3 separate regions of the Homo sapiens genome follow, and regions 1 and 2 are each linked to region 3. Evidence: chromatin contacts called from ENCODE Hi-C or POLR2A ChIA-PET data. All regions are on one chromosome and are shown on one strand. The core of a region is the stretch at or near the end of the contact, and the rest is flanking DNA. Distances in the headings are between cores, read along the strand shown. Region 1 has its middle 270 kb from the start of LINC02630. Region 2 has its middle 360 kb from the start of ANKRD30A. Region 3 has its middle 590 kb from the start of LINC02630.

Evidence for each region. Hi-C counts contacts between places; a loop is a spot of excess contacts on that map. ChIA-PET counts read pairs that join two places held with the same protein, here RNA polymerase II (POLR2A). Pooled maps may share reads with other maps.
Region 1: a loop to region 3 is called in a map of PC-3, with 9 times the contacts of the local background. The contact joins two enhancer-like sites. A Hi-C loop is called at or near these places in 5 of 168 maps with a recorded cell type or tissue (PC-3, aorta, cardiac septum and 2 more) and 7 of 50 pooled maps. POLR2A ChIA-PET finds 5 or more read pairs at or near these places in 2 of 52 experiments (PC-3 and activated T-cell).
Region 2: a map of chondrocyte shows a loop between it and region 3 (2.1-fold over the local background). The contact joins two enhancer-like sites. A Hi-C loop is called at or near these places in 2 of 168 maps with a recorded cell type or tissue (PC-3 and chondrocyte) and 2 of 50 pooled maps. POLR2A ChIA-PET finds 5 or more read pairs at or near these places in 2 of 52 experiments (IMR-90 and PC-3).

Annotation. Positions count from the first base shown.
Region 1 is chr10:36,170,159-36,174,530 of GRCh38, reverse strand. No RefSeq gene overlaps it. Among named protein-coding and RNA genes, the nearest start is that of LINC02630, 270 kb to the right of the region's middle. Within about 2 kb of position 1,795, at least 8 of the 41 ENCODE cell types and tissues checked have a DNase peak (open chromatin) inside an H3K27ac peak, as active enhancers do; they include PC-3 and endothelial cell of umbilical vein, where a contact is called at or near this core.
Region 2 is chr10:36,764,680-36,769,096 of GRCh38, reverse strand. No RefSeq gene overlaps it. Among named protein-coding and RNA genes, the nearest start is that of ANKRD30A, 360 kb to the left of the region's middle. RefSeq lists an enhancer at 801-3,280. Within about 2 kb of position 3,121, at least 2 of the 41 ENCODE cell types and tissues checked have a DNase peak (open chromatin) inside an H3K27ac peak, as active enhancers do; they include PC-3, where a contact is called at or near this core.
Region 3 is chr10:36,487,936-36,492,270 of GRCh38, reverse strand. No RefSeq gene overlaps it. Among named protein-coding and RNA genes, the nearest start is that of LINC02630, 590 kb to the right of the region's middle. Within about 2 kb of position 2,464, at least 7 of the 41 ENCODE cell types and tissues checked have a DNase peak (open chromatin) inside an H3K27ac peak, as active enhancers do; they include PC-3 and endothelial cell of umbilical vein, where a contact is called at or near this core.

The DNA of each region.
Region 1 (4,372 bases), core at 546-3,045, 320 kb after region 3:
AAAAAAAATCAGAGAGGAAAATTAGAACCTTTAAAAGATGGTGTCTGTTACTGCTTGCTGAATAGTATACCCACAACAAGATGAGGAGCTACTTTAAGAACTAGAAGCAAAAAAGAAGTGACTCTCACTTAAAATGAATGATTCTTTAAGAATGTATTGAGCATTGCCAAGTATCCAACCCTTGGTGTTGAACTGATTGCTCTTCCTACATTACTTTTTGATTTTCTCTCATGGACAGTTGTCCATAAAAAAAGTTACAAAAATTTTCTCTTTTATACAATTTCCTTTCTATATTGGTTGGCATCATAAGAAATCTTGTGCTGACTGATTATTAAGATCTCCAATAAAAATAAAATACACACAAAAGAAGCTGCACATTTATATGTATATGTGTATGGGTTTATTTCTCTCTCCACCATCAAAATGTTTACCCATTATATATTTTAAGCAGTTGTGAATGCAGAGAGAAGAAAAGGCAAATTTTATTCAGCCAGATATAGCCTATTTCCTATAAAATCCTCAAGGTTATAATTTGGGAAGAAGGTGATTTCTCAGAGTTCCCATTTGTAGAGAAATGTTGACTCTTATCATATTCACTGATGTCCTGCACCACCCACCAGATTGGGAGCTGCAGCCTGGTTCATCGAAGCCAGCCATGGTGAGGTTTCTGCTGAAGATCTTCATGGTTATCCACAGAATCTCTTTCTCAATGTCTGAAGAACATCTTACCTATTTAATCAGCACTTGTACAACATTAACAACAACTTCATCCTTGTGTACTGATCATAAGTGCACACACATCACAACTGTTGTCCTTCAAGTCTTACCATCAGCTTTCCAACCTTTCAGAAGAATTTCTCCAATACTTCCCAGCCAAAGCCATTGTTCCAAACCCGCAGGTGGCTTGGCACTCAGCACCCAGCGGAATTCTAGATTCTTCAGCTCACTTCCTTCCCTTGGCCGCACTCTTGACCCAAGCCTAAGCAGAAAGCACCTCGAGGCAGAGATTGTATTCATCTTTGGCACAATTTCATCCATTGTGCTTGGCCCTAGATGTCTCTTCCCTTAGATAAATATTAAATAATAACAAGACAATGACTGTTCTTTCCTCTGGAGGGAAGGGGATGTTTTCCACTATTTACTTTCACCTTCCTCTTTTTTCATTTAGACGTTATCAACCGAAACCTCAAATTTAAAAAATAACTTTAAAAGTGCATATACAAACTAAACTTAATTTTCTGTACATTGTTGTAGTGCCTTAAAGAAAATTTTTGATTTCTATTGCACTCTAGCAAATTATTAGTGCTACTTTGGATACTTAGGAAAAAATTATTAGAAAAAAAAGAAAGAAAACTTTAAAAATGAAATGAAACGTGTTCTAACCGCACTCCACGAGCACTCCATTTATTCTCAAAAGCCCTGCACATAGGCTGTGACAAGTAGGGTAAATGTAAAATTACGAGGTGTAGTGTTCATTTTGTTAACTATCAAGAAAAAAAAAAAGCAGGTCCAAATTCAGGGAGGAAAATATGAGCACTGTGAAATGCCATGTCTTCCTGCCCCTGGGAGATGTATTTATTGGAAATTATATTGCAAGGAAAAGGTCTAAATAAATTAAGGCCCTAGTTATTATGTCACATGTAACTGCATTGTAGAATATAGCCACAATTTTGCAGTTATGTAAACGAAGCTGTCAAGCACTTGTTATTTTAAAGCTGGATCCAGGCAGCTCCCCTGACAGCCCTGTGGTCCCAGCTCCCAGCCTGATTCATGGCCGGCGCTGAGACACAGGAAGTTCATGTCTGCTCTAATCTAAACACGGTGAAAATGGAACATAAGAAGCAGTGCAGAAAGGTAAAAATAGGCTAAACCCCATAACCCAGACAAGAACCATACAACACACTTGGAGGAAAGAGAAGACAAAATGTAAGCCTGTGAGCCACAGCACCAGCTTATGTACAATTAGGGATACCCAGGACAGGCCCCAGTGCAAAATGAAAATGAAGGGCTCCTTGTCTGAAAATTAAAAGAATTCTAAGACAGTGACAGCAGAGCATCAAACCAAGTGCAAGGACAAAGTGTGGGGCCCCGAGTGACTGTACAAGTCACAGCCCATGAAGCTGGACTTGGAGGTATCTTTTAAGCAACCGAATAGTTATACAGCAATGAAACATCAATTGCTTCAAATAGAAGGAAACTGCGTTCCTCATCTGTACTATTTCTTAACAGCATTGGGCATTTAAGTTGTAAATGTGTAAAGATATTTAGCTTTTACGCTTTAAAAGGTTTTTTTTTTTAAATGTGTGGTTTTATAGCAAATGCTTGCGGTCATTGTAATTCTTTCCATATTTTTCTACTGAGACATAGTAATCTGAATTGTGTCCAGCAGTGAAATCTGGACTCATTGTTTAGCTGGGACCATGACAGTATTGACTGCTCCAGGGACAGCCACGGGGGAAAAGGAATATTTAAAATATACCACTATAACTGTTTGTTTAGGGGCAGGGGAGGAGTTTGACCATTCCTACCCTAAATAAAGATAAGCTATGATTTATCTCCTATAACAAAAAAAGTAAATTTAGCTGTTCATACTTCTCATTTTAGAGGAAATTACACTTTAGCCTTATTATTACTCTGTATAAACAAAGAAAAGGCACAAAACTTTGTCTTCCATCAAAAGCAATAATTTACAATAGAGAAGAGAAGAGTCTACAGAGGCTGCAGATTTAAGCAGCAAATCTGGCTCTCAGAGTGCCTTCCTTTTTAGCAAGAGGATGAGTGTTTGTCAGGAGACCCAGAGCCACTCCCTCCAGGCCCTCTTTGTAGCTCAGCTCAGAGCAGAGACCTTGGTGTACCTCAGGAAGGTCTTTGGACCCGTCACATTATCTGCCATAATTTGCCTGCACCAGAGCCCTGTCAACAGGCAATGGTAGGCCATTCTGTTTAAACTGAAGTAATTAAATCTCTCTGCTCTCATAAAAATAAAGTAAAATAAAAATACAACTGCCTGCTGCCGGTCAGTGGAATTAGAATGAGTGGAGGTAAATTTTAATTTCGCAGTGCAAGTGTTAAATTATTGCCCTCTAAGCTGACTGCCAATTCTGCATGAAATCTCACCACATTTTAATAATTCGCCTTTTGTTTATAATGGAAAGAGACTTAGAAATAGCACATGTGTTATGATTTGGAAGGAGATTTTATGTGCAATTAGGGTCCTGAGAACCACAACAACATAACCACGTTCAGGTTCCCTAATTGGGCCAAGAGGAAACTATCATTTCTGAAATGATTTGGGAGCCTTAACCTTTGTTCAACTTCTCTAAAATACTTGGAATTATTTTGGTAGTGTCTGCTTATTCTCAACATTTCCATTTAATTTTAAAGCTATGCACTTTAGAGATGTGTATCTCTGTTATGTGAACACTGTTAATGACCAACCGCTTTCATTACATTATGAAACTGTCAAAAAAAATTGCCATTTGTAAGTGATTCTATGTGACAGTTTTTAAAAATTGTTTTTAATGTAATCTTAACAGAATTCCACTCTCTGCCAAGGATCAGAGCCAAATAACTATCAATAGGGAAATTATTTCTGTACAACCCATCAATAGAAAGCCGAACTTTTAGAAAAAGTCAATTTTGAAATAATAGTAAGTCTCTTAGATTCTTACTGATAGTCATTGGATGATCTCTAAATAGTCTCAAATATTCCTCATATTTATTGCATGCCACTACTAACTAGTAAAATCCAAATGTTAAATAAAATACCTTTAAATAAAGAAAGTAGAGAAAAATCACTTTAGTTTGTTTTAATCAATATTTTATTTCTTGCAAAGCACTATGACTGCAGTGTTCAAAATCAATGATTCAATGCATCCCTTGTAGTTCAATTGACTTGCTGCTCTTACACATTCTGCATTGCTATTAACGTAAAATGGAATTAAAATAGAGTGCTATGCAGTCAAACCTGAATAATCCATACACAGTTTATCCCACACCCCAGGGTATCTGCAAACACTGCTTAGGGACTGAAACAGTTTGACATCCTCCATATGCTATTGACTTGTTGAATCCCAAATTCTTTAATCTGAATAAAAATAGCATTTTCAAACTGACTCACATTGGAGTAGCCCAGCTACATCCAAATCAATAATTCCTTAGAGATGGAAGAATGCATACTAACCAAATAGAGCATGGTACACAGGCAGAGCTGAAGATAGATGGATATACATATTCCAATTGCAAGGTTTCAGCTCCGCCTGCATGGTACATACATATATATGGCAAGAATAAAAATCCAGATAACCAGAATTAAATTTATAGAAAACCTGCAATGGGAATCAGAAGATGAGAAGAAAATATGAAAAGAATT
Region 2 (4,417 bases), core at 1,872-4,371, 280 kb before region 3:
TCTGAAATACTATCATCCTAGTGTTATTTAAATTTCTGAAAAGATGTGGGGCAATTCATTCAGAATCCAAATCTATTAAAAGTCTCATTTCTTTATAGATTATTTGATAGCTTACCAATCAGAGCTGAGGAAAAGTCTATCCTTCTGAAACTACTATAGAGTCAAAAATCAGAAACTTTCTGTAGACCAATGAGGTATCTCTCAAATAAGTCACTTGGATATTATGTAATCATCATTGTGGAATTCACTGATGCACATAGATTTCTAGGCATGCTTATATTTCAAACACAACTAAGTTGTAATGGAGAACCATGATTGTTAGCAAATTTATTTGGATTATTTTTTCTCTATCAGATCAGTAGACATAAATAAGCATGTTCTTTTTTATTTTATTTTATTTATTTATTTATTTTTTGATACAGGATTTTTGCTCAGTTGCTCGGGCTGGAATGCATTGGCAAGATCTCAGCTCACTGCAGCCTCAACTTCCCAGGGTGAAGCGATCCTCCCATCTCAGCCTCCTGAGTAGCTGGGACTACAGGTGTGTGCCACCACACCCTGCTAATTTTGTGGGTTTTTTTGTAGAGATAGGGTTTCACCATGTTGCCCAGGCTGGTCTCGAATTCCTGGGCTCAAGCAATCCACCCCCATCATCCTCCCAAAGTGTTGGGATTACAGGCGTGGGCCACTGTGCCTGGCCAGGATAATCTCTTAAAACTTTAAATGTAACAGAATAATGATACGCTTAGATGTACATTTGTGATACTAAATGTGAAATTTTAAGGGTGCTATCTTATTAACGCATCTCTAAACAAATTGCTCATAATATTGTAACACGTAAAGCCTACCACTGGAATAAAAAACACTACCTTAATTCAAAAAATAGAAATAGAAATGTTGCTTTACATATGCTGTATCCTCAAATGGATTTTCCTGAATTTTCTGAGTCATTTATCTAAAAATTCATAAGAATATGGCAGCTGGTCATCTTGATTCTTCCAACCAAATAACATGAAATAGTTTGCAGGGCCTTATGCCACCTTTTCCTGTTGTGTTTTTGTTTTTCAAGTAACTATGCCCTACTTTACTGACACTTAAACATACAAATCATATTGTAACTTTAGACTGCATAAAGATAATGTCTTGTCCTGTGAATTGTTACAGGGAACTTTACTGCTTTTCTTCACCAAAAGTTGAAGGATGTTAAATAAGAAAAATGTGACCAGGCGCAGTGGCTCACGCCTGTAATCCCAACACTTTGGGAGGCCGAGGCAGGGGGATCATGAGGTCAGGAGTTCAAGACCAGCCTGACCAGCATGGTGAAAACCCATCTCTACTAAAAATACAAAATATTAGCTGGGTGTGGTGGCGCACGCCTGTAGTCCCAGGTACTCAGGAGGCTGAGGCAGGAGAACTGCTTGAACCCGACAGGCAGAGGTTGCAGTGAGCTGAGATTGCGCCACTGCACTCCAGCCTGGGCGACAGAGTGAGACTCCATCTCAAAAAGAAAAAAAAAAAAGAATAAGAAAAATGTAACTTTATAGAAAGTGGTAGCTCCGACATGTCAGTAAAAATTCTGATGTTATATTTTATTTCATAGTAAAACGCAGTAATATCACACTGTATCTAATATGTTTCCAAATGCGAAGCCAAAACCTACACGAACTCTGTTTTGCCAAGAAATTTTCTGCCATGGTTCTTACTGTTGACATAGAGTCCAAGCAAAGGCTTCAGATGAGGAGGGAAGTACATCTTCACATCCAGCCTTCTTGGCAACAGAAGAAAGTGCTATATTGTTCTTCACACAAACCATCCCCATTAGAGCTCAAGATGTTCTTTTCCTTCTAATCCTCATTTGTACCCCTTAGCCATTTGTTTAGAATTAAATTAACTGCAATTTGGAAAATGTGGATGAAAGGTAGTGCATTGAGTAGATATCACATGTTTCCTGAATGGTGCCTGTTCGGCCTCTTTCACGGCCATTCATTGTGCTTGAAAGGGTGTAGTGTGTGAATTGTTGGACTGTCACTCTGCAGAGAAGTCTGGCTGCCAGTATTACCATGGAAACAGCAGGAAAAAGACAATTAACAAAATGGTTCTGATGTTTTTTTCCTATTTCTTTTTCTACTCGTTAGACTTAGGGAGACTATCCCCCACCCCCTTTAAAACACACACTCATACATGCACACATACATGCCTGCACCGATGGGAAAAAAACGATATTTGAACTGCTCACTAAATTGAATTCTTCTATTGACAGCATCCATGAATTAAAACAAAACTCTGCTTCTAATATAAAATATTTCTAAATGGCTCTCTCAACTTATTCCTCCCTCCCCCCCCTTCAGGTTCTGTTCTTTTCAGACATTGAAGGAATTCTTTGGAAATATCTTTAGGTAAACGACTGTTAATGAGCAGAGCCTGTGATTTTAACCCTGGCACATTCACTGGACTTTTAATTAGTCCCTCTTACCATCACTCCTGTGACAGAAACACAATGTGGCCCCAAGAGCTTAAACCAAAAGGGGACTCTTTTTAGATTCTCGGCCTTAGTGTGAGTTAGATCATCAGGAAAAACTAGTTATGCACAGCCACTAGTGCTAGGATTGGTGACTGAAGGGTTAACAGAGCATAATGAGTGCATGTTTGATGTCATCATTAATGCAAAAAATGCATGGAAATCCAAACTTTGTCAGACTTTGATTTCCTTTAAAAAGGCTATTTATAAATAAAGAAAATGATTGTACATTTTGGGCCTAATAATTAAAGTAAAATATGAGTGGGAGCCCTATTGAGCCTCTGTGTCAAATATTCCATTGAAATGAAACATTGTGCTTTGCAGATAAGCACTCTTAAGTGCAAAGAGATACTTGGGAGTGAGCAAATGAAGCCTTCTTTTGCATGTTGTATTTAAACTCTGTTCTCTTTCCCAAGTCTATGGAAAAATTCTATATGAGGCCTAAGCCCAGAAGTGACCTTGAGCTTGTTCGGACTTTAGTATAGATTTTTAAAAAGTTTTCTGCCAGAATGAAATGTAGTGCTTATTATTTTACAGATTGTTTATTGGCATTCCTGAAATCCTGGGCAAGCATCCAGAAATCACTCTTAAAATTTACCAAACCAAGAAAGGCTGAACCAATGCTGAATTTCGTGTCTTTTACTTTTCTCCAGCATTCTTTGACCCACTCAGAGCATTCTGTTCTCTTCTTCTTTTTGGCAATATTCATTGTAAAAAAAAGTCATTTAGAATAAAATTCCAGGAAAGACATTCAAGAAAGGAAGTAATCTGTTTTTCCAAATTTTAGAATAAGTGTGAATTAAAAGAACCTTTAAATATCTGCTAAAACATTTAGTTTATAATTTAATTATGCTGGACCAATAACTGTCTTTATGAAGTACTTTAAAACAGTTCCTTAGAAAATGAGAAGGTGTCCTTGACTTAGGCATTCCCATACTTTTGAAGAATATTAGACATTCATACTATGAAATAACTAAAAAACGCATTGGCATATTAGGTAGGCAGTATTTGTGAGAAATAAGTCATGTGAAATTCTTTTAAAAAGGGTATAGTTTTGAATCAAAGTCAAACAAAACTTGACATTTTTAACAAGTGAAAATCACAAACCTAGTAAAGATTTTCAAATTCTCTAATCCTCTGCAGCTCTCCATAGCTAACTTACTGTGAACTGTGTCTTTGAGATGGGCAGAAATCACTACAAAACCATCCACATGGCATGTGAGATCATTGTTTTTTATTCACAGTGCAGGATTCTGGAGTAAAAAAGTTTAAACTTGATATTCTAAAATAAAAAATTGAAATAACTTCCCTAGCTATATTTATGACATATATTTTATTAACAAATCCAGTTTTTTGTGCCAGATAGTTCTAGGATGGCAAATCTTCGTAATGGCTAACAAACGGTTGAGATTCATGAGACTCACTGTGTTATCAGCTACCTCAGTATGCTCAAAATCATCCCAAAGAATGTGCACTTAATGAGGACAGGGGCTTAGCTCTGCTCATTGCACTACTCTCAGTGCCTATAAACACAGAGTATGCATCTCAAGACATGTTTGCTTAGTGAATGTGTCCCCGTTTGTCATTATGACGAAGCAAGGAGTTCTGAGCCATTCATCTGTCCACACATCCTTTCTTCTGCACAAAAATGTTCTAGATTTCTCTTCACTAAGGTTCATACAAGGTTGTTTAGATTATGGATTTACACATCTCTACAACTGACCTAACAGATATTTTTAATTTTTGCTTATTTCCTTATGTTTTCTGTTTTTTAACATTATTTATAACCAGTATGATATAATGGCAAGTTATAACTAGTATAATTACTTATGTACAGAAAATATAACTAAAATTAAATATGTTAATCTCATTTCCTCTTGAACTTCACTTATTTTCAAT
Region 3 (4,335 bases), core at 1,215-3,714:
GATGAGTGACAAACGGCTGTAAGTACACAGGACAGCCCAGATGGCAGGTAGGAGAGTGGGGGCTCTGACATAAGAACTAAATGCATCTTACATGTGTGGAGGGAGTGCTGTGTATAACTGGGAACTCCCCTCCCCAGGGACCTGAGACAGTAGAGCAAAGAAGAATACTAGCATTCTCCTGTTTAGGGCCTGCTTTGTCCATTAGAAGGAGAAAGAATAATTCATTCTAACAAGTATTTCAGGCTTTCAGAACATGCTCTTTTAGAATTTGTTTAAATAATCAGTTTCATAGGTCTTTGAAAGTCATACAGAGCAAATAAAATAATTCTGCCTACTGTTCTCTCAGCTTTCCATGTGGGTTTTTGCTATGAGTTGTTACCTAATAACAAAATCTGTAGGATTTTGCTAAACAGACACATTATTCCACTACCAATGAAATTAATAAGAGTTTGAAACACATGCTTACGATACCATTATTGTTATTAATTCCCTAATAGACTGATCGATCACTTTCGATTAGGTGATTTTTTTATTGTTGTCTGTATTGTTCTTTTTATCGCCGACACCTACCAATGTACCTGATATGGCAATAGAAACTAAATAGATGTTTGTTGATAAATGAATAAACCCTTAACTATGTGTGAGACAATATAACAGGTGCCCATATAGAGGACGTGCACTTATATCTTTATATTCAGTGTCTTTATCTAGGAAATGAGAATGTTTGGACCTATTGTAGCTACCACACAGAGTTGGTCTAAAAACCAAACTCTAAATCTAAAAGGAAGTTCATTGAAAAATTAAAAGTGTTCTAAAATAAAATATGTCATTGTCCAGCAATTACATGACCATATTATGAATCATAGTGATGTCCCCCAAAACCTCATTGCATCTGTCAAAGTTGATTCCCATAGATGCTGGTCCTTTCCCAGATGGCACTATGTTAAAGAAGTCTTCATCTCAGTTCAGTTCTCATTTTTTTTTTTTTTTTTTTTGAGACAGAGTCTTGCTCTGTCGCCCAGGCTGGAGTGCAGTGGTGAGATCTCGGCTCACTGCAAGCTCCGCCTCTCGGGTTCACGCCATTCTCCTGCCTCAGCCTCCTGAGTAGCTGGGACTTCTGGCACCCGCCACCATGCCCGGCTAATGTTTTGTATTTTTAGTAGAGACAGGGTTTCACCATGTTAGCCAGGATGGTCTTGATCTCCTAACCTCGTGATCCACCCGCCTTGGCCTCACAAAGTGCTGGGATTACAGGCGTGAGCCACCACACCCGGCCCAGTTCTCATCTTAATCTAAGGCACTGTATTCTAAAGAACAAGTCTACAACCAAGCTACTTGTTCATGTAATCATCTGGGAGTGGAAGATGGTCCACAAAGATAAATTTACAAATCAAATAGTGGTTATGAAATGTGCTGCCACAGGAAGACTCTTAGGAAATGCAAAAATAAGATAGGCTAAGGAAAATCAAAACAAGTAATCAGTTGAAATAAAGGGCATTGTGTGAAAACATAAGAAAAAGGAGTAACATGCTATGAGGATTTAATAGAAAGATAAGTAAATAACTCCATGGCAAGAAACTGGAATTAAACAATAGCAATTTCCCTCACAGGTCACACTCAAAACGCTGTTAACCTTTATCTCCTGTGCTGACTGAGACAGGAAGAAAGAAAAAAGGGAGCAGTCTGGAATGAATGAGAAACACAAAGAATGACTAGGCCAAAAAGGGAGAAGCTGGCAATACCTAAGGATAAACGGCAGAGAAGTTCAAGTGTGTAAACTCATGAGTAAATCCATGTAGGGGCCCTAGGGAGGAGAACTCTAGCTCTCATCTCAGACCTCCTGAAAGCAGCCATCAGTGTTATTTTAGTCTTGTTTTTGATGGCAAACCCTTACTGTTGCCCAAGGTCATGACCTTCAAGGGGGCAGTAGTTCACTAATATCCACTGGAGATGAGAATGGTTTGCAGACCTGTAATTAGAATAAAATGTGTAGAGATTTTTTACACGGGTTGTCCCAAAAGTGACTTTTTCTCCAGACACAACCCGGTAAGTGTTTTTCTGATGCCTACTTTTTCATTATAATGATGCCTCAGGGAATCCATGAAGGAAAAAGAAATTCAATCTGGCTATGAGTAAGAGTGCTGCTAGAAGAGCTTAACATTCTTTAGCACTTTTTTCTCCCTCAAAAAGGAAACAATGGACTTAAGTGTTTTTAAAAATGTGCTGACTTCTATCAGGGTTTTCGGATAAACTGATAGGAAGGCTACGGCTCCTAGGCCTTGCCCACTGGGCTTGGAGAGAAAATTCTCCCCAAGTTGGGTCCCCTCCTCTAAACAGGATTCAGTTCAAGGAGCTAGCCTCCCCTAGATCTCCTCCAAGTGGATGCACTCAGATGAGAGGCGCTGGTCTCACCATGCTCCCCTACTCCAGGACCTCCCCTGAAGGCCTGGCCTCATGGGTCCAGCCGAGAGGAACTCTACACAGTTATTTCTGGCCAAGAGTCATTGGCTCCAACCCAGCAAGAAAATATTTCCTGATTCTTTTTTATTTTCAAGCTAAGGTCAAAAGAACTTTAGAATCCAACAGAGGGTTTTCCAGTATCTTTCACTTGTTCTGTGTGCAGGACAACAGCTTGAAGGAAAGGAGGGTTCCTGTTCTCACTTTGACAGATGGCATGTCACACCTCAGAAAAAGGGGCTGAGCAGAGCTATCACAGGCACTGTGAAATTATATGAATAATCAAAATGTTTTCTTTGAGTGGCCATACAATGACTTTCTTGTGAAAAAGTCAGAGACTAGTCGGGAAATGTACTCAAGAGTCTAGACTCTTTCAGCTACCACTTATTTAAAAGAGGAAGGAAGGCCAGGCGCGGTGGCTCACGCCTATAATCTCAGCACTTTGGGAGGCCGAGGCGGGTGGGTCAGGAGTTACAGACCAGCCTGGCATATGGTGAAACCCTGTCTCTACTAAAAATACAAAAATTAGACAGTCATGGTGATGTGCGCCTGTAATCCTAGCTACTCTGGAGCCTGAGACAGGAGAATTGCTTGGAGACAGAAGAATTGCTTGAACCCAGGAGGTGGAGGTTGCAGTGAGTTGAAATCGCACCACTGGACTCCAGCCTTGGCGACAGAGTGAGAATCCATCTCAAAAAAAAAAAAAAAAAAAAAAGCAAGGAAATGAGGGTGCAGGAGTGGGGAAAGTAGTGGTAGGGTGGGAGCTGAAAATTGTCCTGGTTCGGAAACAAATTGGTCTTAGGGAAATGCAAGTCAGAATGACAATGAGATACCGCTTCACACCCATTAGCATGGCTGTGATTAAAAAACTAACAACCAAACAAACGAAAAAACAGAAAATAAATATTGGTGCAGATTGGAGAAATGTGAATCCTCTACATAGGTGGTGGAGTGTAAAATGGTGCAGCTGCTGTGGAAAACAGTAAGGCTATCCCTCAAAACACTAAATATAGAATTATCACGTGACTTGGAAATGCCACTGCTGAGCACGTGCCTCAAAGAATTGAAAGCAGAGACTTGGGCAGATATCTGTATACCCATGTTAATAGCAGCATTACTTAATAATACCCAAAACAATCCAAATACTCATTGATAGATGCACGGATAAACAATATATGGTAAATAGGCATATTGAAATATTATTCAGCCTTAAAAGAGGAGGAATTCTGAAACATGCTACATGAAAGAACCTTGAAAACAACATGCTAAGTGACACAAGCCAAACACAAAAGGAAATAGGTTGTATGAGTCCGTTTATGGGAAGTATTATGCCTAGCATAATCATATTTCTAGAGACAAAAAGTAGAATGGAGGTTGGAAAACTGAATCATAACAGTTTTCCAAATGTACAGCCCTCTGGAGGGAAGGGGAAATAGGGAGTTATTGTTTAATGTGTACAGAGCTTCAGTTTGGGAAGAAAAAAATTCTGAAGATGAATGGCGGTGATGGTTGGATTATAGTGCAAATGTACTTAATGCTACTGTACTATATGCTTAAAATGGTAAATTTGATATCCTTTAATGTGGTATATTTTTGCTAGATATACACACACAGATTTGGTAGCTTCACCAAAAGCAGAGTTTCTCCACTGCCGTTTATATACCAATGCCACCCTCGGGAATCTTCAGTTATGACATTTCTATGTTCAGTATCCTCCACCAGGCAGCAAGCAGCACTCACACACATTTGATAAGGAAGGCCTCATTCTCTTTGCCCTGCCAAGAAAAAATTGAGAGCAAGACTGTAGAAGATACAATTCCACTGTTTAAAGAACTTTCAATACAAATATATATCTAAATATTTGAATAAATCACATTA